Linked DNA regions of Homo sapiens: all the other regions are linked to region 1. A link is a loop called in an ENCODE intact Hi-C map of the cell type or tissue named here. Cell type or tissue: dorsolateral prefrontal cortex. All regions are shown on one strand.

What was found. Peaks named below come from ENCODE experiments on the same cell type or tissue, not always from the same donor. Only the 100,000 strongest peaks of a DNase experiment are listed, where the experiment ranks them.
Region 2: a loop joins it to region 1, with 11 times the contacts of the local background. A loop is called at or near these places in 55 of 110 quality-filtered maps.
Region 3: it touches region 1 in a loop (11-fold over the local background); 74 of 110 quality-filtered maps call a loop at or near these places.

Annotation. Positions count from the first base shown.
Region 1 is chr17:27,875,609-27,883,608 of GRCh38, forward strand. It overlaps LYRM9 (LYR motif containing 9), which reads right to left. Exons shown (of 4, transcript NM_001076680.3): 2 at 6,961-7,104; 3 at 4,666-4,758; 4 at 2,750-3,882. The coding sequence starts at 7,086. The coding sequence ends at 3,865. Among named protein-coding and RNA genes, the nearest start is that of LYRM9, 14 kb to the right of the region's middle. RefSeq lists an enhancer at 6,357-7,047. In dorsolateral prefrontal cortex, CTCF peaks have their summits at 4,596 (motif pointing left) and 4,798; a DNase peak (open chromatin) is centred at 4,583; H3K27ac peaks cover 5,017 bases.
Region 2 is chr17:27,650,862-27,658,861 of GRCh38, forward strand. It overlaps the pseudogene NOS2P1. Among named protein-coding and RNA genes, the nearest start is that of LGALS9, 24 kb to the left of the region's middle. In dorsolateral prefrontal cortex, CTCF peaks have their summits at 761 (motif pointing left), 964, 4,025 (motif pointing right) and 4,225 (motif pointing right); DNase peaks (open chromatin) are centred at 760 and 4,020; H3K27ac peaks cover 866 bases.
Region 3 is chr17:27,756,660-27,764,659 of GRCh38, forward strand. It overlaps NOS2 (nitric oxide synthase 2), which reads right to left. Exons shown (of 27, transcript NM_000625.4): 21 at 7,322-7,485; 22 at 6,139-6,346; 23 at 4,485-4,572; 24 at 3,964-4,085; 25 at 3,371-3,519; 26 at 2,222-2,416; 27 at 107-694. The coding sequence ends at 587. Among named protein-coding and RNA genes, the nearest start is that of NOS2, 40 kb to the right of the region's middle. In dorsolateral prefrontal cortex, CTCF peaks have their summits at 265 (motif pointing left), 3,553 (motif pointing right) and 3,752 (motif pointing right); DNase peaks (open chromatin) are centred at 282 and 3,552.

The DNA.
Region 1 (8,000 bases):
GGAAGTGCCTGCCAACTGTGCAGTGAGGGCAAGTGTTCCCTCCTCCAAAGCAGCTCCCAACCATCGGCGGTAAGACTTAGCCAAGAAATACTCACCATCTCCCAGCCTTTCTCATTACTAGAAAGCAGTGAGAAACAAACAAATGAAAGACAGACATCACAGTTTGCCTGCGATCATCATTCTTTCCATTCAGCCAGCACTTAAGAGCTCACAGCCTGGGCAGCAGACACACAACTGGCCTGGAGGGTTCTGCAACGACTAATACCTGGTTCCTGGCTTCAACGGCTTCACTCTTTGGTGGAGGAGACAACTACATAAAGAGTTGATTACAAAATCGCCCCTTTGGAGAAGGTCCAAACTCCTTAGCAAGGCCTGCAGGGCTCTGCACGATTTGGTTCCCGTGGTGTATTCAAGCCTCATCCCCTCCACCTCCACCCCTATTTTCTCCACCCACCATGATGTCTCAACCACACCAAGCAGCATGCGAGTCCCTGAACAAGTGGTGCTCCTTGGCCTGAAATGCCCCTCCCCCAAGCTAGCAAAGATGCCTCTGTCCCCTTCTCTGACAGAGGTTTCCTCTCTGCAGCAGATCCCAACTGGAAAAAGGGAGATGCCTGAACCTTAATTCAAGTTTTGAAATTTTATTTTCCTGAGACTGGACATTTCACTTCATGCATTGAAACTGTTTTGTGACTTCAAAGTAGCCATAGCTTTGGGTTTTTAAAATTTAAGTCCAGCCAGAAATTTTTGAGGCTTTGTCTCAGTTTTCATCCAGGGACAGGGAGAACAGGAACCTCCAGAAAAAAAAAATACAAAGGAATTGTGAGAGAAAAAGATAAATCTATGTTATGATCACATCCTACGAGCCACAGTTGCTCAACCTCCAGGCAACCCACGTCTGTCTTTCCCTTAGACTGTGAGTCCCTTCCTGCGTGGAGGGAAGACTGTGCAGTAAATGGTCAATGAAGATGGGGTGGGCACAGGGGCGAGAAATGGAACTGCGTAGGGCGGGACAGGCTCTGCCCCAGGAAGCATGTGCTGGTGTAGGACTCAAGGCTAGCACTGCCCCAGGAGTCAGCCTCAGATATGCAGGGTCTTGCAAAGAAGGCCCTTGAGGGTTTTAACATCTGTCTTTTGCTACACAGATAAACCCAGAAACTTTATAATGCAAATGCACCCCAGAAAGGCAATGTGAGTCCAAAGGAGTATCTAAGTGTGGGCAACACGTGTCAAATCCTTTCCTGCTGACATTTTGCTTGTACAGTGGACACCAGGGAGAGCCGCAAGGACCCACCTAAAGAGAAGCATCAGCTGGGCGCGGTGGCTCACACCTGTAATCCCAGCCCTTTGGGAGGCCAAGGCGGGCAGATCACTTGAGGTCAGGAGTTCCAGTCCAGCCTGGCCAACATGGTGAAACCCCGACTCTACTAAAAATACAAAAATCAGCTGGGTGTGGTGGCATGTGTCTGTAATCCCAGCTTCTCAGGAGGCTGAGGCAGGAGAATCACTTGAACCCGGCAGGCGGAGGTTGCGGTGAGCTGAGATTGTGCCACTGCACTCCAGCCTGGGCAACAGAGTAAAACTCCATCTCAAAAAAAAAAAAAAAAAAAAAGGAAAAGAAAAAGGAGAGAAGTGTCATCACCAGGTAAACCAAAGACAAGAGATGGAGGCCACATGGCTGACAGCCCATCTGTGTGCACTGCCGTAATCTCACCAGCCCATGGGATGTGCAACCTGTAGCAGTGAGAAAAGTGAGCCTGACAGGTTAACAAATCTGCCCCAAATCACACCACCACTAAGTGACAGACTGGGATTCAAATTCAGGTGTCTGTATCTCCAGAGCCCCCTCCAGCAGGCCACACTGGCTGACTCTGGGTGAGACCTTCATCTCCTTCTTCCATTTGCTTGGAGGCTACTCTGTAAACCTTCAACTCTATGCATTTGAGAATTGAGAGGAGAAATGAAGGACCCATACGCATGGTCCACGCAGGGCTTGGAGTAGTGGAAGTCAGAGGGCAGGGTGGAAGGCAAGGCTGCTGCTGAGGATGGGAGGCTCTCCCAGGCTTCAACAGTGCCCCTGTGTGCACAGTGCTGTGTGCATCCTGCCTCCCCTACCGTGGGCCCCTGCATGACCGGGCTCACTACCCTCTGTGGCAGCACAGGGGCTGGGGGAGAGCAGCCAACACACTGTTCACCCACCCCACCCCTTGCTGGCTCCCTCACAGGCCAGCCACATGCTGGAGCTAGGCAACCACTGTCTGACATGTGGCAAGTCAGCACAGCTGGACCAAGCACCTACCTAGGAACTAAAGGTCATAGAACCACTCCAGGAGCTGGTCAAGAGCAAACGACACTAACTCTATCCTGAACCCTTGTCAGCCTTCAATCATTTCTCTCCTGTTGGGGAAACATCTGGGATACAGCTGCCCCCACTCCTATGATCACAATACAGCCCTGCCACCTGAGGAGGGGCCCCCAGCTCAACGGCAGGGGTGCAGACAGGGGCCTGGCTCAGCTTTGGCCCTAGCCTGAAACCCCTCAGCTTGCCCATACCCTGGTGGGGCAGATCTGACCTCATCAACTGTTGTCTAGCAGTGGGGCCAATCCCAGTCACCTTCTCTGAAGAATGACCCCTCCTGGGCAGCTTTGTCTGACTTGACTCTAGGTTCTCAACAGTAGATGACACTCAGGAAGGAGACAACGTATGCTTAGGGAACGTATGGTTTATCAGTTGAGAAGACACACGAGCTTCCACAAATTGATATATTTACTTCATTGCCAGCGGAGTACACTCGCATACATAGATATCTCTGAGTCACTTTAAGTCACATAACTGCAAGGATACAAACAAACACTAGTTCATCCCTGTGGCTGAGTGCCCTTGGGGAATACTCAGATCCCAGTGGGGCTTCTCTCTGCATCTTCTGGCCACTCTGGCCGTTCTCCCTGAGCCCACCCACCTTCTCCCCCTCCCTTCCATTCTTCCACGATGGTAGCAAAGCAGGGAAGTGCCAGTGGAAAGAGACTGCAGGTGCACAGAGGCTTGGACAGGCCAGAGTCCATGGCAGCTGCTTTGGCGTCTCTCCTTGGTTCATGTGGTGGGCACTTCACCACTTCAAGGACACTGTCAACTCCCTGAAGGCAAGGCCCAGGGCTTTGACTTCCCTAGGCATGGAGAGACAGTAGTCAGGAAAAGCAGCTCCTTGGCAGACTGCTGGGTGTGTGACAACTGTGAGGGCTCAGGGGCTACAAGCAGGGACAGGGCAAGCTCGCAAACAAAAAACTGAGACCCGATGCGGTGCATGCGGGGAGCAGAGCTGTGCAGGGCGCTGCAGGAGCAGAGGAGGGGGCGGGGCAGGACGGCTTCCTTGAAGGGAGCCCTTCAGGCACTGTCATGTGCCACATCCTGTGTGAGGCACTTCACCTTCATCTTATTGCATCTGGGATTCAAATCCAGATCTGTCTGGTTCTAAAACCCACGTGCTTTCTTCTGTACAGGTTGCTACCTGAGGGGACATCTGCTCTGGGACTCAGAGAATGATAAAGAGATCTCCAGAATAAATGAATCACTTTCAGAGAAAAGTAAAAGAACAAAAACACAAAAATAAAAAACACACAAAAGAAGCAAAAAAATACTACATTCTCCCCAAATTTCACATCGTAAGTGGCTGGAAGTGCAAACATAAAGGATGCTAGCAACATGGCCGCGGCAAGAGGAGCCTCTGGAGCAAGGTCAGCTTCTCCCCTGATTTCTGGCTTTCAGCCAACAAGGCCAATGGCTCTTCCAAACCAGCTGCTGCTGCTGAGCTCCAGAAGAGGGGCCTCTCAACTTCCAGAGGCCAGGAAGGCTCACCCTCGGAGCTCTCAGTTTTGTTTTTTATACTGCAAGACAGAGAGATTCGAAGTGGAGGAGGGAAGCCAACAGGGGCAGGAGGACTCTGGAGAAATCTCAGGCCTCCATCATCTGGACCTCACCTGCCTCCTGCAGGGGCTTCTTGGAGGTGGTGAAACCCAAGCAGGAGGCACTGGGCAGCCAAATCTCTAGTTCATGCCTGGACTCCCTTTCTTCTTTAGTGAAAAAGGAAGCTGACAGGGCTGGGGAGGGAGGATAGTGATAACTCACTCTGGAGAGTGAGTTAGAAGGACAGGGAGGTATGGTCACACTCCAACTCTCTAGGTCCTTCTAATACCAGCATCTAAGGGCCAAGACGCCAGTCTACATTCCTGACTCACTCCCTTCCTCCACCAAAACATACTGAATGTTTCCTCCATAATTCTGCCCCAGTGTGAATACCCCCCAGAGACAGGGAGTCCCCCGCCAGGACAGCTTCCCTCTCTGCGGCATCACAGTGCCACCGCCGGCTCTGGCACTATAGCTTTCCCTCCTTCTTCCTGCTGCCCCCTCTCAGCTCGATCAGCACTGTTGGGCAGAAATTTGCCTTTAAGGATGAAGAGTGAGAGCCCCTCCCCACTTGCAGAATATAAATGCAACCAGAAGGGATTTGTCTTCACCTTTCAGCTTCTGGAGGAGGGAAGCAGCTGGCTGGTGGCCTCCTCCACAGGGACCATTCTCAACTGTGGGGCAGGAGTGGCCTCTAGTGGTCATGGGGATCACAGCCATCATCACCCCAGCTCGCAGGCAGAGCCCAGGGGCCAAGCACCTACTTTGTTCATGATCCAGTCAGCATCTTCAATGGCTCTTTTAATAATCTGCTGGATTCTCTCAGGGTTGTCTTCATCTGAATGAACCCGAAAACTCTGCAAGTTTAAGCATAAAGAAAGATGACTAGGCAAAATTCCCAGGACAGGCAGCTTCAGAGCACCAATCACAGGCCAGGGACACTGCTGGGCACTTTATACCCAGCAGCTCTCTTCATCCTCCATAGACTGTTATGATTATCCCACACAGAGATGAGGAAACAGAGGCTCACTTGCTGCTGAACAATAGCATTTGAATCCTAGTCTATGTGACTGCAAAGCATGTACTCCTGCCACCAAGGTAGGTGCAAAAAGACTGGCCCCCAAGTTACTGCCAAATCAAGCTAGGCCCAAAGGCTATCAGGCAGTAGAGTCCAAGGGGAAACTTCCATCTCTCTTCCTCAGAAGACGCTGCTTTCCCCAGGGTGAGATCTCTGCATAGGCTTTACAGCAGGGAGGAAGAAGTAGGACTTCTCTCGGCCCAGTGCTAGGAGAGCTACACAGGGAAGGGAGGGGAGGTAGTAGATAGAGTGGCCTCAGGAAATCCACCCAGGCCCAGTGCAGAGCATGGGATACTGTTTGCTTTTGACCAGATATTCATCCTTGAGAAGCAACCTAAGATTCAGGTTTTGCTTTTCAAAAAGAACTGGCACCAGGCATGGTGGCTCATGCCTGTAATCACAGCACTTTGGGAGGCCGAGGCGGGCAGATCACCTCAGGTCGGGAGCTGGAGACCAGCCTGACCAACATGATAAACCCCATCTCTACTAAAAATACAAAGTTAGTCGGGCGTGGTGGCACATGCCTGTAATCCCAGCTACTCGGGAGGCTAAGGGAGGAGAATCGCTTGAACCCAGGAGGCAGAGGTTGTGGTGAGCTGAGATTAAGCCATTGCACTCCAGCCTGGGCAACAAGAGTGAAACTCCATCTCAAAAAAAAAAAAAAAAAAAAAAAAAAAAGAACTGGCACCTCCCTCCCCTGTCACTCCCAGCCCCACACATCCTCCTGCTCATCTTTAGGAGCGCCCCCCGCTCAGCATCCACCTCTGGCATGCCCTCCTTGACTCCCCCAGACAGCTAACTGCTCGTTCTCCATGTTTCCACAGCCCTCTGTGGCTACCGCCACCTCTGATTTTTTTTTTTTTTTACTTTCCATATTATATGTGTATGAATTTTAGCTAACTTTCTATTTGGAAATGATTTCTCACTTACAGAAAGTTGTGATAATAATACAAAGAATTTCCTACCAGAATCACTGACTGTTAACATTTTGCTACACTCGCTTTATCATTCTCTTTATATAAGTATGTATAAATTTTTTCAGAAGCATTTAAGAGTAAGTTGCAGACACGCTATCCTTACCCCTAAACATTCCCATGTGTAGTTCCTAATGACAAGGGCATTCTCTGACATAACCACAGTAATCAAATTCAGAAGACTCAACATTGATACAACTCTATAATCCATAGCCCATATTCCAATTTCATGCACTGCCCCAGTAATATTCATTTTTTTTTTTTGAGGCAGGGTCTCACTCTGTCACCCAGGTGAGAATGCAGTGGCACAATCACAGCTCATTGCAGCCTCGACCTCCGGGCTCAAGCAATCCTCCCACCTCATTGTTTGATTTTTCTGTAGAGACAAGGTCTTTCTATGTTGCCCAGGTTGGTCTTGAACTCCTGAGCTCAATCTGCCTGCCTTAGCTTCCCAAAATGCTGGGATTACAGACATGAGCCACCATGCCTGGTTCCCAATAATATTCTTTACAGCATTTTTTTTCTGGTCTAGGATCATACATTACATTTAGTCACCATATCTCTTGAGTTCTCTAATCCAGAACATCAAAAATGTCAGCGTTGTGTTTCACGACACTGACATTTTTGATGAGTACAGGCCTATTAGTTATGTGGTAGATGGCCTCTCGATTTGGTTTTACCTGATGTTTTCTCAGGATTAAATTCAAGTTGTGCACTGTTGGCAGGGATGCCTGCCTAAATGATGTCGTGTCCCACAGTCTATTTTAATTACCCACTTAGCTGCCTCATGCATGCCCTAGCACAGCTGGTGTGCTGGGTGAGGCACCCTCTGTTTCCTGGACAGAGAGGAGCTGGGCTGCCCAGCACTGGTTTCCTGTGGCTCTTCCCACACTGCCACCTCACCACCATCTCAGAGACTAGCTCTGTGCCCTGGCCTTGGCCTCTGACCTGCGCCCCTAAGCCTGCCATTAGAGGCAGCCCCCAGACCTGGTAGAGCCAGCTCGCACCTGCCTGACAGCATGCTTGTAATGCTGCTGGATGCCCTTGGTCGGCAGCTGCTGGCAACAGCGCAGCAAGTATCGGTAGAGCTGCAGTGGCCTCCGAACCAGTTCTGCTCCTGGCAGCGGGGCCATCCGTGAGACCCTCTGTCCCTGGAAAACAAGCAGGATCACTTCCAGGGCATCAAGCCAAGTTCAGTACTCAGCCCTGACCCCCAGTTCCCAGTACTCTGGGAAGCAAGCTTGGTGCAGTGCAGAGGCCCCTCCTGTCCCATCCCATGGAGCCTGCACCTTGGGGTGGGGTGGGCATTCAGTTCAACAGAAGCTCTAGCCCAGAGCAGGCCCACAAGACCAAAGGTGAGTGTGGAGGGAGACTTACAGCCTCATCCCTGGCGTCTTCTTTCTGGAACTCAACTTCAAGTGGTGCATGAGTAGGTGTCCCTCACCGGCAGGGTAGGGTAGAAAAGCAGGAAGACCCTGAGGGGCAATCACTAGGAAACCAGCTCTGACATCAGCCATGGTCTGGCGAGGGCACCAAGCCACAGAGGGGAGAATGCCTACAGGCCTGAGCCTTGAAATTCAAAGTGTGCTCCTGAACCAGCAAAACCCACAGCATCGGGAGCTCATCACAAATGTAGTCTTGGGCCCCACCCCAAAGACCCACCAGATCAAACCTGCATTTTAACAAGGATGCCAGGAGATTTGCAGGCACATTTTAAAGTCTGAGAAGCATGAATCTAGGGGGCTCTGCAGAGAAGTTGCTGGACAGAGTCACCACAGCGTGGGCACGTGATTTCATTTCACTATGAGTTATCATAAAAATCACAATGGGCTGGGCGTAGTGGCTCACGCCTTTAAGTAGGGCAGATCACTTAAGGTCAGGAGTTTGAGACCAGCATGGCCAACACGGTGAAACCCCGTCTCTACTAAAAATACAAAAATTAGCCAGGCTTAGTGGTGCATGCCTGTAATCCCAGCTACTTGGGAGGCTGAGGCAGGAGGATCACTTAAACCCCAGAAGTGGAAATGGCAGTGAGCCAAGATAGTAC
Region 2 (8,000 bases), 220 kb before region 1:
TGGGAGCCGTGTGTTGCTAGGACCCCAGCGTCCCCTGCTGAGCTCCTTCCTTGGTTCTGACCAGGAGAAGGAAATGGGGCTCAGTCTCTTAAGAAGCCTTCCTTGGCCAGCTCCAAACCCGGGAGGGTCCCCAATCCCTCAGACGAGGATGCTGTGGCCCACACTTGCCTCGACATGTTGCCTTCCCAGGGACCACATCCGTATGAGACAAACTCACATGGGACAGGTGGCCCCAGAGCAAAACGCTAAGACAGTGTCTAAGAAGAAGCTCAAGGCCTTCCCAGAAGCGCTGGCCTCATGTGAGAATCCCACCCACGCCAGACCCCGTTTCAGATCCTTTGTGAGGGAGGCAGGCCTGTGCCCCCTGCCCTACCACAGGTCTTTGGACAAGCAACGAAGCTCCATCTTCTGCTGTCACACCTGGCAGCCATTTCAGAGGAGCCATGGCCTGCCTGGGTTGTCCCTCTGTGGGGGATCTGTCCAGGCTGCGACACCCACCAGCTCCCCACTCTGTATAACTGAGGGCCACATTCCCTACAAAACAGCCCCCAACCCCCCTCCCCCGCCACACACACATACAGTGTGATTAAAGTAAAATGCAATTCATGTAAATATCTCCATCAAGGAATCATACAGGGAAGACCCAAGTGGCCGTTGGGAACAGACTGGGTGTTAGTTTTTTAAATACAGAGGCATAAATAACTGTACACAAGGCAGTTAAATACACAGTGGTGTGACAGCACCTCCTGGTGGTCACTTGAAGTGGTGCACTCAGCAGCGGGTTCCATCTTTCACCCACTTGCCAGGCCTGGCGTTGAAGATTTCGTCTCCAAGGGACCAGGAAGGCCCCAGCTTGAGAGAGGAGGCTCTGATCAATCCAGGGTGCTACTTGGTAGGAGGTCAAGTAAAGGGCTTGATGGGGAATGAAGTGAAAAAATAAGATGTGAGGCTGGGGGATATCACTTTCCTCCATCTCCCCAGGCCCTGTGACCTCGGATAATGCAGAGCTGGCTCCGTGGTTAAGTTCTGTGCCGGCAGCTTTAACCCCTCCTACGGGCCGTCAGAGCGCTGACATCTCCAGGCTCCTGGGCTGCACTGCCGCCTTGTCTGCTTGTAGGGAAATACAGCACCAAAGATATCTTCGTGATAGCACTTCTGGCTCTTTTAGGTGGAAACAGAGACCAAAGTGTCAAGTCCAGGCTGGGATGAGCCCCCGGGGTTGCCCAGCTTCCCTATCACATGGACCTCCATGAGCCATCTGTCTTCCCAACTGTCATACTAAGATTGTGCTTGAATCTGGTTTAGACTCTAACGGCCCTCAGCACCTGCTCTGGTGCGGGCCCTCTAACCATCTCCAAAGCTTTACTTAGCATACCCATTTCCTGCCCAGCACTCATCCCCCACCCAAGATACTCCAGGAGGTGTGAGCTCTGAGATAAATATGTTTGGGAAATGCCACATCCTTTCTTTCCTTCCAGCCTTGAAGGGTCCTGATGAGCAGCAGCATGCTGAAGGCTTCCAGAAGTCTTGTAGTAAAGCAACGTGTTTGCCTTGCCTTAACTAAGCATGTCCCAGGCTATTCGACCTTGGAACCTTTTTGATGCCAACTGTCTACCGACCCATTCAACGCATTTGGGGAAATGCCTGTTATCTCCTCACTGTTCTTCAAACACACCAGCTTAACTCCCACCCCCGGGGCCTTTGTACCTGCTGCCCCTCCAGAACAGCCCAGAGTGTTTCCTTCAGTATCCACAGGGCTCCTCCTCACCATCTCAGGTTTATTCTCAGATGCCGCCTTCCAGCTCCGCCTTCCCTGGCCACCCTATTTAAAATTACACTCCCCAGCGTTCTCTGGGCTGTTTCCTGCTGTTTTTCTCTGAAGCACTACAGCTCTTCCTTGTTTGGGTTTGTCAGCCCCAGTAGAATGTAAAGAATTTTTGCCTGATTCATTTACTGCTCTATCCCTAGCACATAGTAGGTGCTCAAAAAATGTTTGGTTGAACGTACGAATGTGTCTTAGGGAGAGTATGGAAGTGACAATCACAGGCTTTGGTACCACAGAGAGGCAGACTGAGCTCTAGGCTTTCATATTCACTGCTGTGGTCCCCGTAGGCCCCCTTCCCTCTGCAAAATGGGGTGCCTCCCTCACAAAATCCTCGGCAGCACTGAACAAAATGTCACAGCAGAATCTTTGGCAAGTAGTATGCCCAGTGTAAGCCCTTGATAAATATCACTATTATCTTCATCAATAAAATGCAAGCCCTTCCTGCTGGGGGGATGAGGGTGAGCAGACGCCAGCCTGGGTGTAAATAAGAAGTGTGAGGTTCACACGAGGCTGACAAGGGGCAGCCTTGCTCTCCCCTGTGTTCACAGCCTTGCTTTGGCCACACAGATACTTTCTGAAAGGGGGGTTTGGGGAGAGGCCAGGGAGACTCTCCTGCCCCCATTCTACAGATGGAAAAATGGAACACATTCCCCCGACTTCTCAAAGCTGCCAACTGGTCCAGGATGTGCAGTAGGGCCTTCTGACAGCCCACCCAGCTCAGATCTCAGCCACTGCTAAGATTCTCTTGGGGCCCAGAACTTTTCTGGGCCTGACTCCCCTGGGTCTACCTGCCACCCCTGGTCCTGGCTCCAACGGCCTGTGCCCTTGGCCGGCACCTTCAGCCCACACACCCACTACTATACCTTGAGCTGAAAGAAATAGTCCTCGACCTGCTCCTCATTCAATTTCAGCTTGGCAGCCACCAGCTGCTTCAGGGTGTGGGCCACATCCCAGGCCATGCGCATATCCCAGCAAACATAGAGGTGGCCTGGCTCCTCGTGGAGTACACGGAGCACCTTGCTGGCCAGCTGCTGCTGCAGGATGTCCTGAACATCGACCTGAAACCAGAGGAAGTGGTGGGTTCAGTCCCCAGCTGCTGGGGACAAGGCTTGCAGGCAGGCCTGCTGTCCTCAGGGAAGTGGGGAGAGGGCACTAAGGGGTGAGGAGTGAGTCCCCTCCCAGCCAGGACCTTGCATGGGGCCAGGCTTAGGATGAGGCGCACAGATGCCCCTGGGGCTGGGCTGGGATTAGAGAGATAAATGCTGGACACAGTCCTGCCCTCGAGGGGCTGACCATCCAGTGGGGATCCCAGACTGTCTCTGAATTTGCCATGCCTCAAAGAAGCATCAGTGAAGCCAGTCCCCCTGCCCAGGGCTCTGTCTATACTCTGGAAAAGGTAGCCTCTCAATGCAGACTGTCCATCAGGTCCCTGCAGGGTACGGATCCCGGGCTTCGCAGTTAGAAGGTCCAGGAGTCAGTCGGGGACTCTCTGCTCCTGCTCCACACAGGATGCCCAGTGGCCCCAGCACTGGGCACAGAGCACTGGACCCGAGAGGTGCCCTGATGGGACAAATGTGTGAGGACCGAGAGTCTGTTCTGACACCTCCGGCTCAGGAGACAACGCGGCCCTGGGGGCAGCAGAGCCTGTCTGAGGGCCGTGGTGGAAGCGTTGGCCGCCCTCCAGTCTTGCTGGGCTTGACACAGCCAGCCTGGATCACCTCTCCCTGGGCAGTCGCATGTCCCAGGGGTCCTGCTGGGGACCTTCAGCAGGCTAAGCTCTGGGCTTAACCCGCGTGTGACCTAGGTTAGTCCTGAACCTCTCCGGGCCTGTCGCTTATGCTGTATGAGAGGGTGTAACGCTCTTCATAGCATCACTCTGATGGTTGTGAACTACCTGCATTTTAGAGCTCAAGAGCTGAAGTCTCAGGGAGGCGAGGGGCCCGTGGGGACCCAGGGCTCATACTGAAGCCTGTGTGTGTAATGGCTTCACCAGCTTTTAGGCTGCATTTACCTTAGCTTGCCAGGCAGGAGGGAATAGGCGTGTGCACCGCATGCAGCACCCGCTTCCGGGTCATCTCTAGCATCTCCTCCCGGTAGGTGGCGGTCCTCATCTGGGCGGCGGCACCAGAAGACCAGGGTCCTGCGGCCTTCCAGCACTACTGCCGGGAGTCCCGGGCTGTTGTTATCATGTTGGCCACCAGAGGGCGCAACGGCTCCAAGCCCAACTGGAATTCTCACTTAACTCCCACAAGTATCCTAGCTAGTTAATAGCATTATCCCCACTTTACAGATGAGGAAACTGAGGCCCAGGGCATTCAGATCACTCATCCATAGTCACACAACTGAAAATGCAGATGCGGGATTCCCTCAGCCCATCGGAGCTCAAAAGCAAGGACTTTCCCATTATCCCCACTACCAGGAGAGGGAGCCCCGGCTCCGGTGCCGGAGACGTGAAGGCGGCCATTCTAACCCACAAAGGCCCGCACAGGGAGGCAAACTTGGGAGATCTTCCCTCCAGAGAGGTCCAGGAACCGTTCGTGGGGCTGCGGTTCTGATTCTAGGCAGGCGCTGCCCCTGGTGCCCCTGCCACCTGGGAAGCCTCCAGCCTTACCCTTCCGCTGGGAGTCATGGAGCCGCTGCTGCCAGAAACTGTGGAAGGGAGCGATACCTGTGCCAGGCCTGACAAGGATGCGAGGATGGGAGGGATCCTCGGGGAGGTGGAAGCCGCTGACACGGAAGAGGACAGGAGAAGAGGGGGCCAGTCCTCAGACACCCCAGGCCCACGCACACACAGGATGGCTGGGGAGCTGGGCCTGTGGGGGGTGGTCGTGAGGAGATGGAGAGGACAAGAAGCTCCTATTTGATTTCCCATGTCCTGCAGGCTGCTTCACTTCTGTCCAGGCACCAGCACCTCCCCCAGGTCCTTCTGAAAAAGGGCCATGCTCACTGGACTCTGGGCCCCTCCAGCACTGTTGTCATCGTTGTCCCTGCTAGAGACAGGCACACCAGTGTGACCCCAGTGTCTTCTTTATGGGCCACGGGGCCCCCGAGTGGCACCTAAACCCCAGATCCCTCCCTTTCCTCCCGGAACCCCCAGGGGTCGGCGGTCCCACAGGGGACAGAGTGGAAGGGGTGCTTACTTCCGCACAAAGCAGGGCACTGGGTTTTGAGGCTTCAGTTGTTGAGCCATGTGCTGCAGACGCCGTGGTGCAGGGGACCCTGGCCATCTGCTACGATACCACAAAGTGACCAATGTCCCCTACTGCCCATGTGCAAACTGTACCAGCTGCTCCGCCCACACCACGGCCTCCTTGGACGCCCCCACTCAGGCACTCTCAGGACTCAATGAGCAGCTGTTTGTTCTGGTTCTGAGATCCACCCTCTGTAAGCGCGGAGCTGAGGAACGTTGAAAGGGACTTAGAGAGGTTGCAGGTTGTCCCGTCTGCCCAAGCAGAAACTGAGTTCCGGAGTGGAAAAGTGACTTGGAGAAGGTCACTCAGGTCGCGGTGGAATCAGGTGGACAGCTCAGCTTCCCTGACTCCTACTCCAGTGCTCCTTCCAAAGACTTTCTCCGGGAACACTCCCAGCTCACCACTGAGCTCCACTGACAGCAGCATGAAGTGGCCCCTCAGGGTGGCTACTGCTGTGCGTGCTCATGAGCGTGGCCCTTGCTGGTAGCAACCCTGGGTGGTGGATGAGTTCCGCGCATTTCAGCCTGCTCTGGCACCTTGCTTTCCTCCTCAGTGGGCCCTCCCGGGCTTGTAGAAACCCAGGAGGTTTCTCTGGGTTCTGTTCCCCTTACAATGGCCCAGCACTTGAAGGAGGCCTCCAACCAACTGCAGAGGTCCCCCTGGTTTTCCTCGGGATTAAATTTTGCTCTCACAAGACATGTAGGCCTCTCCTCTCCTGGTCTGGGTGGCTGTTCTCTAGCAGGGCAAACAGAGTCTCTGGCCAGTTTTTAGAAACTGTGTTTGTGCTTCCTAGAGGACAGAGGACTCAGAAGTGTGGGCAGCTCCCAGCTTTGCCCACCCAGGCAACGCTCAGTTACAGAGGGCAGGGCAGGGGGCAGCGGCCAGTGGTGGAGCCGAGACCACCTGGACGAGATGTTGGCCTCCCGCTCTATGGCAGCATCACCCCGCCCCCTGCCACCCCGGCCCACTTTGCTTCCCTCAGTGACCCTGACCTTTCCTTCTTGGCTTCAGCACAATGAGAATAATCTAATTATTTCTATGCCTATCTCTCCACTGCCGCCTCTAGATGCTCCCTGAGGGCAGGGCTGATGTCTGCTGTATTTCCACACCCACCCCAGTGCCAGGCATGAGGAGGTGTGAGATAAACCATCACTGAATGAGCTGAGTAAGTGAATGAACAATCAATGCAGAATCTCCCTTGTGTTCAGGCTGCACGACCAGGAAGACTAAGAACCACTGGCCTCCCACCAAGCATTGGGTGCTCTCCACGTCTGATCTCATTAAATTGTCCCAAGAGTAGTGGAACAGTGGGGTGGTGGAGGACTTGGACTTAGCAGTTAGACTAATCAGGTCTGAATCTCTGCTCTCCACTTACTAACAGTGTGACTTTCTGTGCCACCTGTAAAATGCACACAGGGCCTACCCCACAATGTAACTGATCATATACATACAGAAGGCTTGGTTTAGTGCCTGGTTCCTACAGATCTCTCCCACACGCCTCCTATTACGGTTAACAACTCTGGGTGGTGGGTGTTCCCTCCCTCCTTGAACTGATGAGGGAGCTGAGGCTGAGTTGATGAACAGATGCCCAATAAGGGGCAGACTGCGGCTGTTCCAGATCCTCCTCCCTGGGCTCACCTCGGGTGTGGTACATGAGCACGGTCACAGTCAGGTGGATCTCCATGGGCATGTGATCCCAGGAGGAGCTGATGGAGTAGAACCTGGGATTCAGAATGGGGAGCTGGGAGAGCAGGAAGCTAGCAGACACCCACAGGGACAGAAACTCCTCCAGCACCTCCAGGAACGTGAGGCTGTTGGTGAACTTCCACTTGCTGTACTCTGAGAGTAAGTGGAGGGTGATGTGAGCGACTCAGGGCACCTGCCCCACTTTGGGGGAAAAGGCTTTCACAACCTAGTAGTCATTCATTCATTCACTCACTCACTCAACAAACAAGTCCATGTGCCAGGCACTGTCCAGGGTGCTGAGACTACCGAGCTTGAGAAGAAATAGTTCCTGTCCTGGAGGAACTCAGTCCAGTACATTTATCTAACTTATGTGACCTCCTCCACTGTCGGCAACTCGTGGGCAGGGGTCAAATTTTTGTTGCAATTTAATTTGGGGCAAGGCTTTGGAACCAATCAGACCTGGGTTTAAATCTTGGCTGGGTGTCCTCACTAGCTGTGGAATCTCATCCCAATTACTTAACCTTTGTGAAACAAGGATAGTATTGCCTGCCTTGTGGGGATGTTATGGGAATTAAATGAGAAAGCATGTGCCAAGTTAGTACATTGCAGCCACAAAATAATGGTGGTGGAGGTAGTTGGAATCGAGATAATTAGCTATAATGATGACAATAATAATGACAACCAGTGCCTTTTGCAGACTTGGAACCAGACAGTTGCAGGTGAGCTAATGCATTCTCTCATTAACTTATTAATTCAGCTCTCCATCTGTCACTCTGCCCATTATGCCCATTTATCCATTCATCCACACCATCCATCCCCCAATACATCTTAAGTGACAAGTTTATTCCAGTTTTGGGGAAAGCAAAGACGGATAAGGGCGGCTCCCCTTTCTAGCTAATGTTCAAGGCAGTGCACTCTGGTTGCATCCTGCAGACACTTGGAAAAATTCAGTTCACTCAACACAACTGTGTCCTAGACATGGGCCAGCGGACGATGCCTGGCTTCCCACCAGCCTTTGACAAGTCTCACTTTGGGAACCTGGTGTGGATCCCTCTTGAAAGTTAAAACCAGCTCTGGACTCTGGCTCCCCACATGCTGGGACCCCCCACATACCCCCACTGCCCACCAGCCCTGATCTTCACCTGGCACAGGGCCTCCAGCCTCGTCTCTCAGGCTTTTCTGTGGCCACCTGGGCCAGCTTTTGGAGCAGCAGCTGGGTGGGGGTGTGGTGATGTCCAGGAAGTAGGTGAGGGCCTGGCTGAGTGAGCAGGGGGGCAGCCTCTTGTCACTGACCCAGT
Region 3 (8,000 bases), 120 kb before region 1:
ACTGGCTGGGGTGTCCCTCTGTCGGGGATCTGTCCAGGCTGTGACACCCACCAGCTCCCCACTCTGAGAAGAGCTTTCCCTACAAAACACCCACACACGCATACAGTGTGATTAAAGTAAAATGCAATTCATGTAAATATCTCCATCAAGGAATCATACAGGGAAGACCCAAGTGGCCATGGGGAACAGACTGGGTGTTAGTTTTTTAAATACAGAGGCATAAATAACTGTACACAAGGCAGTTAAATACACAGTGGTGCGATAGCACCTCCTGGTGGTCACTTGAAGTGGTGCACTCAGCAGCAAGTTCCATCTTTCACCCACTTGCCAGGCCTGGCATTTAAGATTTTGTCTCCAAGGGACCAGGGAGGCCCCAGTTTGAGAGAGGAGGCTCCGATCAATCCAGGGTGCTACTTGTTAGGAGGTCAAGTAAAGGGCTTGATGGGGAGCAACGTTGAGGAAATAAGACTTGAGGCTGGGGGATATCACTTTCCTCCATCTCCCCAGGCCCTGTGACCTCAGATAATGCAGAGCTGGCTCCATCCTTAAGTTCTGTGCCGGCAGCTTTAACCCCTCCTGTAGGCCCTCAGAGCGCTGACATCTCCAGGCTGCTGGGCTGCACCGCCACCCTGTCCTTCTTCGCCTCGTAAGGAAATACAGCACCAAAGATATCTTCGTGATAGCGCTTCTGGCTCTTTTAGGTAAAAACAGAGAGCAACGTGTCAAGTCCAGGCTGGGATGAGCCCCTGGGGTTGCCCAGCTTCCCTATCACATGGACCTTCATGAGCCATCTGTCTTCCCAACTGTTATACTTAGATTGTGCTTGAATCTGGTTTAGACCCTAACCCTGCTCAGCACCTGCTCTGGTGCGGGCCCTCTAACCATCTCCAAAGCTTTACTTAGCATACCCATTTCCTGCCCAGCGTTCATCCCCCACCCAAGATACTCCAGGAAGTGTGAGCTCTGAGATAAATATGTTTGGGAAATGCTACGTCCTTTCTTTCCTTCCAGCCTTGAAGGGTCCTGATGAACAGCAGCATACTGAAGGCTCCCAGAAGTCTTGTAGTAAAGCAACGTGTTTGCCTTGCCTTAACTAAGCATGTCCCAGGCTATTCGACCTTGGAATCTTTTTGATGCCAACTGTCTACCGACCCACTGAACACATTTGGGGAAATGCCTGTTATCTCCTCACTGTTCTTCAAACACGCCAGCTTAACTCCCACCCCCGGGGCCTTTGTACCTGCTGCCCCTCCAGAACAGCCCAGAGTGTTTCCTTCAGTATCCACAGGGCTCCTCCTCACCATCTCAGGTTTATTCTCAGATGCCACCTTCCAGCTCTGCCTTCCCTGGCCACCCTATTTAAAATTACACTCCCCAGCGTTCCCTGGGCTGTTTCCTGCTGTTTTTCTCTGAAGCACTACACCTCTTTCTTGTCTGGGTTTGTCAGCCCCAGTAGAATGTAAAGAATTTTTGCCTGATTCATTTACTGCTCTATCCCTAGCACATAGTAGGTGCTCAATAAATGTTCAGTTGAACGTATGAATGTGTCTTAGGGAGAGTATGGAAGTGACAATCACAGGCTTTGGAACCAGAGAGAGGCAGACTGAACTCTAGGCTCTCACATTTACTGCTGTGGTCCCCGTAGGCCCCCTTCCCTCTGTAAAAGGGGGTGCCTCCCTCATAAAGTCCTCGGCAGGACTGAATGAAATGTCACATGAGAATCCTTGGCAAGCAGTATGCCCAGTGTAAGCCCTTGATAAATATCACTATTATCTTCATCAATAAAATGCAAGCCCTTCCTGCTGGGGGGATGAGGGTGAGCAGACACCAGCCTGGGTGTAAATAAGAAGTGTGAGGTTCACACGAGGCTGACGGGGGGCAGCCTTGCTCTCCCCTGTGTTCACAGCCTTGCTTTGGCCACACAGATACTTTCTGAAAGGGGGGTTTGGGGAGAGGCCAGGGAGACTCTCCTGCCCCCATTCTACAGATGGAAAAATGGAACACATTCACCCGACTTCTCAAAGCTGCCAACTGGTCCAGGATGTGCAGTAAGGCCATCTGACAGCCCACCCAGCTCAGATCTCAGCCACTGCTAAGATTCTCTTGGGGTCCAGAACCTTTCTGGGCCTGATTCCCCTGGGTCTACCTGCCACCCCTGGTCCTGGCTCCAACGGCCTGTGCCCTTGGCCGGCACCTTCAGCCCACACACCCACTACTATACCTTGAGCTGAAAGAAATAGTCCTCGACCTGCTCCTCATTCAATTTCAGCTTGGCAGCCACCAGCTGCTTCAGGGTGTGGGCCACGTCCCGGGCCATGCGCACATCCCCGCAAACATAGAGGTGGCCTGGCTCCTTGTGGAGCACACGGAGCACCTCGCTGGCCAGCTGCTGCCGCAGGATGTCCTGAACATAGACCTGAAACCAGAGGAAACAGTGGGTTCAGTCCTCAGCTGCTCAGGACAAGGCTTGCAGGCAGGCCTGCTGGCCTCAAGGAGGCGGGGAGAGGGGCACTAAGGGGTGAGGAGTGAGTCCCCTTCCAGCCAGGACCTTGCAAGGGGCCAGGCTCAGGATGAGGTGCATGGATGCCCCTGGGGCTCGGCTGGGATTAGAGAGATAAATGCTGGACACAGTCCTGCCCTCGAGGGGCTGACCATCCAGTGGGGATCCCAGACTGTCTCTGAATTTGCCATGCTTCAAAAAGGCATCAATGAAGGCAGTCCCCCTGCCCAGGGCTCTGCCTACACCCCAGAAAAGGGAGCCTCTCAATGCAGTCTACCCATTAGGTCTCTGCAGGGTATGGATCCCGGGCTCCCCAGATACAAGGTCCAGGAGTCAGTCAGGGACTCTCTGCTCCTGCTCCACACAGGATGCCCAGTGGCCCCAGCACTGGGCACAGAGCACTGGGCCCAAGAGGTGCCCTGATGGGACAAATGTGTGAAGGCCGAGAGTCTATTCTGACACCCCAGGCTCAGGGGGTAACGCGGCCCTGGGGACAGAAGAGCCCCTCTGATGGCCGTGGTGGAAGCATCGGCCGCCCTCCAGCCTTGCAAGGCTTGAGCGTAGCCAGCCTGGACCACCTCTCCCCGGGCAGTCGCGTGTCCCAGGGGGCCTGCTGGGGACCTTCAGCAGGCTGGGCTCTGGGGTTAACCCGCGTGTGACCTAGGTTAGTCCTGAACCTCTCCAGGTCTGTCGCTTCTGCTGTATGAGAGGGTGTAATGCTCTTCACAGCATCACTCTGATGGTTGTGAATTACCAGCATTTTCGAGCTCAGGAGGTGAAGGCTCGGGGAGGCGAGGGGCCTGTGGGGACCCAGGGCTCACAGTGGAGCTTGTGTGTGTAATGCTTCACCTGCTTTGAGGCTGCATTTACCTTGGGCTTGCCAGGCAGGCGGGAATAGGCTGTGTGCACCGCATGCAGCACCCCCTTCTGGGCCATCTCCAGCATCTCCTCCTGGTAGATGTGGTCCTCATCTGGGCGGCGGCACCCAAACACCAAGGTCATGCGGCCTCCCCGCACTCCTGCAGGAGTCCCGGGCTGTTGTTACCATGTTGGCCACCAGAGGGCGCCAGGGCTCCAAGCCCAACTGGAATTCTCACTTCACTCCCACTAGCTATTTAATAGCATTATCCCCACTTTACAGATGAGGAAACTGAGGCCCAGCGCATTCAGATCACTCATCCATAGTCACAGAACTGAAAGTGCGGATGCAGAATTCCCTCAGCCAATCGGAGATCAAAAGCAGGGACTTTCCTGTTACCTCCACTCCCAGGAGAGGGAGCCCTGGCTACTATGCGGGAGACGGAAAGGCAGCCATTCTAACCCGCAGAGGCCCGCACAGGGAAGCAAACTTGGGAGGCCTTCCCTCGAGAGAGGTCAGGAACCGTTTGTGGGGCTGCAGTTCTGCTCCTAGGCAGGCGCTGGCCCCCTGGTGCCCCTCCCACCTGGGAAGCCTCCAGCCTTACCCTTGTGCTGGGAGTCATGGAGCCGTTGCTGCCAGAAACTGCGGAAGGGCGCGATGCCTGTGCCAGGCCCGATGAGGATGCAAGGATGGGAGGGATCCTCGGGGAGGTGGAAGCCGCTGGCACTGAAGAGGACAGGAGAAGAGGGGGCCAGTCCTCAGACACCCCAGGCCCACGCACACACAGGATGGCTGGGGAGCTGGGCCTGTGGGAGGCGGTCGTGAGGGGGTGGAGAGGACAAGAAGCTCCTATTTGATTTCCCACGTCCTGCAGGCTGCTTCACTTCTGTCCAGGCACCAGCACCTCCCCCAGGTCCTTCTGTAAAAGGGCCAAGCTCACTGGACTCTTGAGACCCACCTGTCATCGCTGTCCCTGCTACAGGCAGCCACACCAGTGTGACCCCAGTGCCTTCTTTATGGGCCAAGGGGCTCCGAGCGTCTCCTAAACCCCAGATCCCTCCCTTTCCTCCCGGAACTCCCAGGGGTCGGCGGCCCCACAGGGGACAGAGTGGAAGGGGTGCTTACTTCCGCACAAAGCAGGGCACTGGGTCTTGGGGCTTCAGGCTGTTGAGCCATGTGCTGCAGACGCCGTGGTGCAGGGGACCCTGGCCATCTGCAACGATACCACAAAGTGACCAACGTCCCCCCACTGCCCATGCGCAAACTGTACCAGCTGCTCCGCCCACACCACGGCCCTCCTTGGACGCCCCCACTCAGGCACTCTCAGGACTCAATGAGCAGCTGTTTGTCCTCCTGGTTCTGAGATCCACCCTCTGTAAGCGCGGAGCTGAGGAACGTTGAAAGGGACTTAGAGAGGCTGCAAGTTGCTCCTTCTGCCCAAGCAGAAACTGAGACGGGGAGAGGAAAAGTGACTTGAAAAAGGTCACTCAGGTCGTGGTGGAATCAGGTGGACAGCTCAGCTTCCCTGACTCCTACTCCAGTGCTCCTTCCAAAGACTTTCTCCGGGAACACTCCCAGCTCACCACTGAGCTCCACTGACAGCAGCATGAAGTGGCCCCTCAGGGTGGCTACTGCTGTGCGTGCTCATGAGCGTGGCCCTTGCTGGTAGCAACCCTGGGTGGTGGATGAGTTCCGCGCATTTCAGCCTGCTCTGGCACCTTGCTTTCCTCCTCAGTGGGCCCTCCTGGGCTTGTAGAAACCCAGGAGGTCTCTCTGGGTTGTGTTCCCTTTACAATGGCCCAGCACTTGAGGAAGGCCTCCAACCAACTGCAGAGGTCCCCCTGGTTTTCCTCGGGATTAAACTTTGATCTCACAGGACACGTCTGCCTCTCCTCTCCTGGTCTGGGTGGCTGTTCTCTAGCAGGGCAAATAGAGTCTCTGCCAAGGTTTTAGAAACTGTGTTTTTGCTTCTTGAGGACAGAGGGCTCGGAAGTGTGGGCAGCTCCCAGCTTTGCCAACCCAGGCAATGCTCAGTTACAGAGGGCAGGGCAGGGGGCAGCGGCCAGTGGTGGAGCCGAGACCACCTGGACGAGATGTTGGCCTCCCGCTCTATGGCAGCGTCACCCCCTGCTCTGCTTCCCTCAGTGACCCTGACCTTTCCTTCTTGGCTTCAGCACAATGAAAATCATCTAATTATTTCTATGCCTATCTCTCCACTGCCGCCTCTAGATGCTCCCTGAGGGCAGGGCTGATCTCTGTTGTATTTCCATACCCACCCCAGTGCCAGGCACCCACTGAATAGCTGAGTGAGTGAATGAATAATCAATGCAGAATCTCCCCTGCGTTCAGGCTGCATGATTGGGAAGACTAAGAACCACTGGCCTCCTACCAAGGGTTGAGTGCTCTTCACATCTGATCTCATTAAATTGTCCCAAGAGTAGTGGGACAGTGGAGTGGTGGAGGACTTGGACTCAGCAGTTAGACTATCCAGGTCTGAATCTCAGCTCTCCACTTACTAACAGTGTGACTTTCTGTGCCACCTGTAAAATGCACACAGTGCCTACCCCACAATGTAACTGATCATATACATACAGAAGGCTTGGTTTAGTGCCTGGTTCCTAGAGATCTCTCCCACACACCTCCTAATACTGTTAACAACTCTGGGCTGTGGGTGTTCCCTCCCTCCTTGAACTGATGAGGGAGCTGAATCTGAGTTGATGAACAGATGTCCAATAATGGGCGGAGCGGGGCTGTTCCAGAGCCTCTGCCCCTGGCTCACCTCGGGTGTGGTAGGTGACCACGGCCACAGTCAGGTGGATCTCTGTGGGCGTGTGATCCCGGGAGGAGCTGATGGAGTAGAACCTGGGCTTCAGAATGGGGAGCTGGGAAAGCAGGAAGCCAGCAGACACCCGCAGGGACGGGAACTCCTCTAGCACCTCCAGGAATGTGGGGCTGTTGGTGAACTTCCACTTGCTGTACTCTGAGGGCTAAAAGCCAAGGGTGATGTCAGTGACTCAGGGCGCCTGTCCCGCTTTGGGGAAAAGACTGTCACAACCCAGTATTCATTCATTCATTCACTCACTCAACAAACAAGTCCATGTGCCAGGCACTGTCCATGGTGCTGAGACGACCAAACTTGAGACAAAATAAGTGCCTGTCCTGGAGGAACTCAGTCCAGTACATTTATCTAACTTGTGTTACCTCCACTGTCGGCAACTCATGGGCAGGGGTCAAATCTTTATTGTAATTTATTTGGGGCAAGGCTTTGGAACCAATCAGACCTGGGTTCAAATCTTGGCTGGGTGTCCTCACTAGCTGTGGAATCTTGTCCCAATTACCCTTTGTGAAACAAGGACAGTATTGCCTGTCTTGTGGGGATGTTATGGGAATTAAATGAGAAAGCATGTGCCAAGTTAGTACATTGCAGCCACAAAATAATGGCGGTGGAGGTAGCTTAAATTGAGATAATTAGCTATAATGATGATGATAATAATGACAACCAGTGCCTTTTGCAAAGACTTGGAACCAGACAGTTGCAGGTGAGTTAACGCATTCTCTCATTAACTTATTAATTCAGCTCTCCATCTGTCACTCTGCCCATTATGCCCATTTATCCATTCATCCACATCATCCATCCCCCAATACATCTTAAGTGACAAGTTTATTCCAGTTTTGGGGAAAGCAAAGACGGATAAGGGCGGCTCCCCTTTCTAGCTAATGTTCAAGGCAGTGCACTCTGGTTGCATCCTGCAGACACTTGGAAAAATTCAGTTCACTCAACACAACTGTGTCCTAGACATGGGCCAGCGGACGATGCCTGGCTTCCCACCAGCCTTTGACAAGTCTCACTTTGGGAACCTGGTGTGGATCCCTCTTGAAAGTTAAAACCAGCTCTGGACTCTGGCTCCCCACATGCTGGGACCCCCCACATACCCCCACTGCCCACCAGCCCTGATCTTCACCTGGCACAGGGCCTCCAGCCTCTGTCTCTCAGGCTCTTCTGTGGCCACCTGGGCCAGCTTTTGGAGCAGCAGCTGGGTTGGGGGTGTGGTGATGTCCAGGAAGTAGGTGAGGGCCTGGCTGAGTGAGCAGGGGGGCAGCCTCTTGTCACTGACCCAGTAGCTGCCTGGATGGGGAAGGAAGGTGTCAGGATGGAAAAGAGGCCCCATTCAGGATTCTCAGCAGGTAGCGAGGCCCCCAGGCAGACACCCTCTATTCTCCAGCTGCAGGGGAAAGGAGGCTCTAAAGACCTGGCTCTAAGAGCAAAAGGCAGGAAGAAGGTGGCGCATGGAGAAAGGACTGCCAGGGAAGGCTGATCACCAGCCCCCAAAGGGGCAGTAAGTTGGCGTGGTCCTGATAAACTAACCACGTCCTTCTCTGGCCCAGACCTGAACTTTAGCAAGACACTCACTGGTGATCTACAGACTCACAATGACTAAATCCACCAAAGACTAATGGATACCTCACAGGCCAGTTGTTCACTTAGAGAGAAGCCCATGACTGCAGTCCCCTGGGTGCTGTACCAAGATGTGCTGGGTGAGCAGATGAGCCCAAAGGGAAGTCCCAGGGAGCAGCATGCAGGGCAGTCACAGCACAGACCCTGGTGCCAGAAGACACGGGTTCAAACCCTGGCTCCCCACT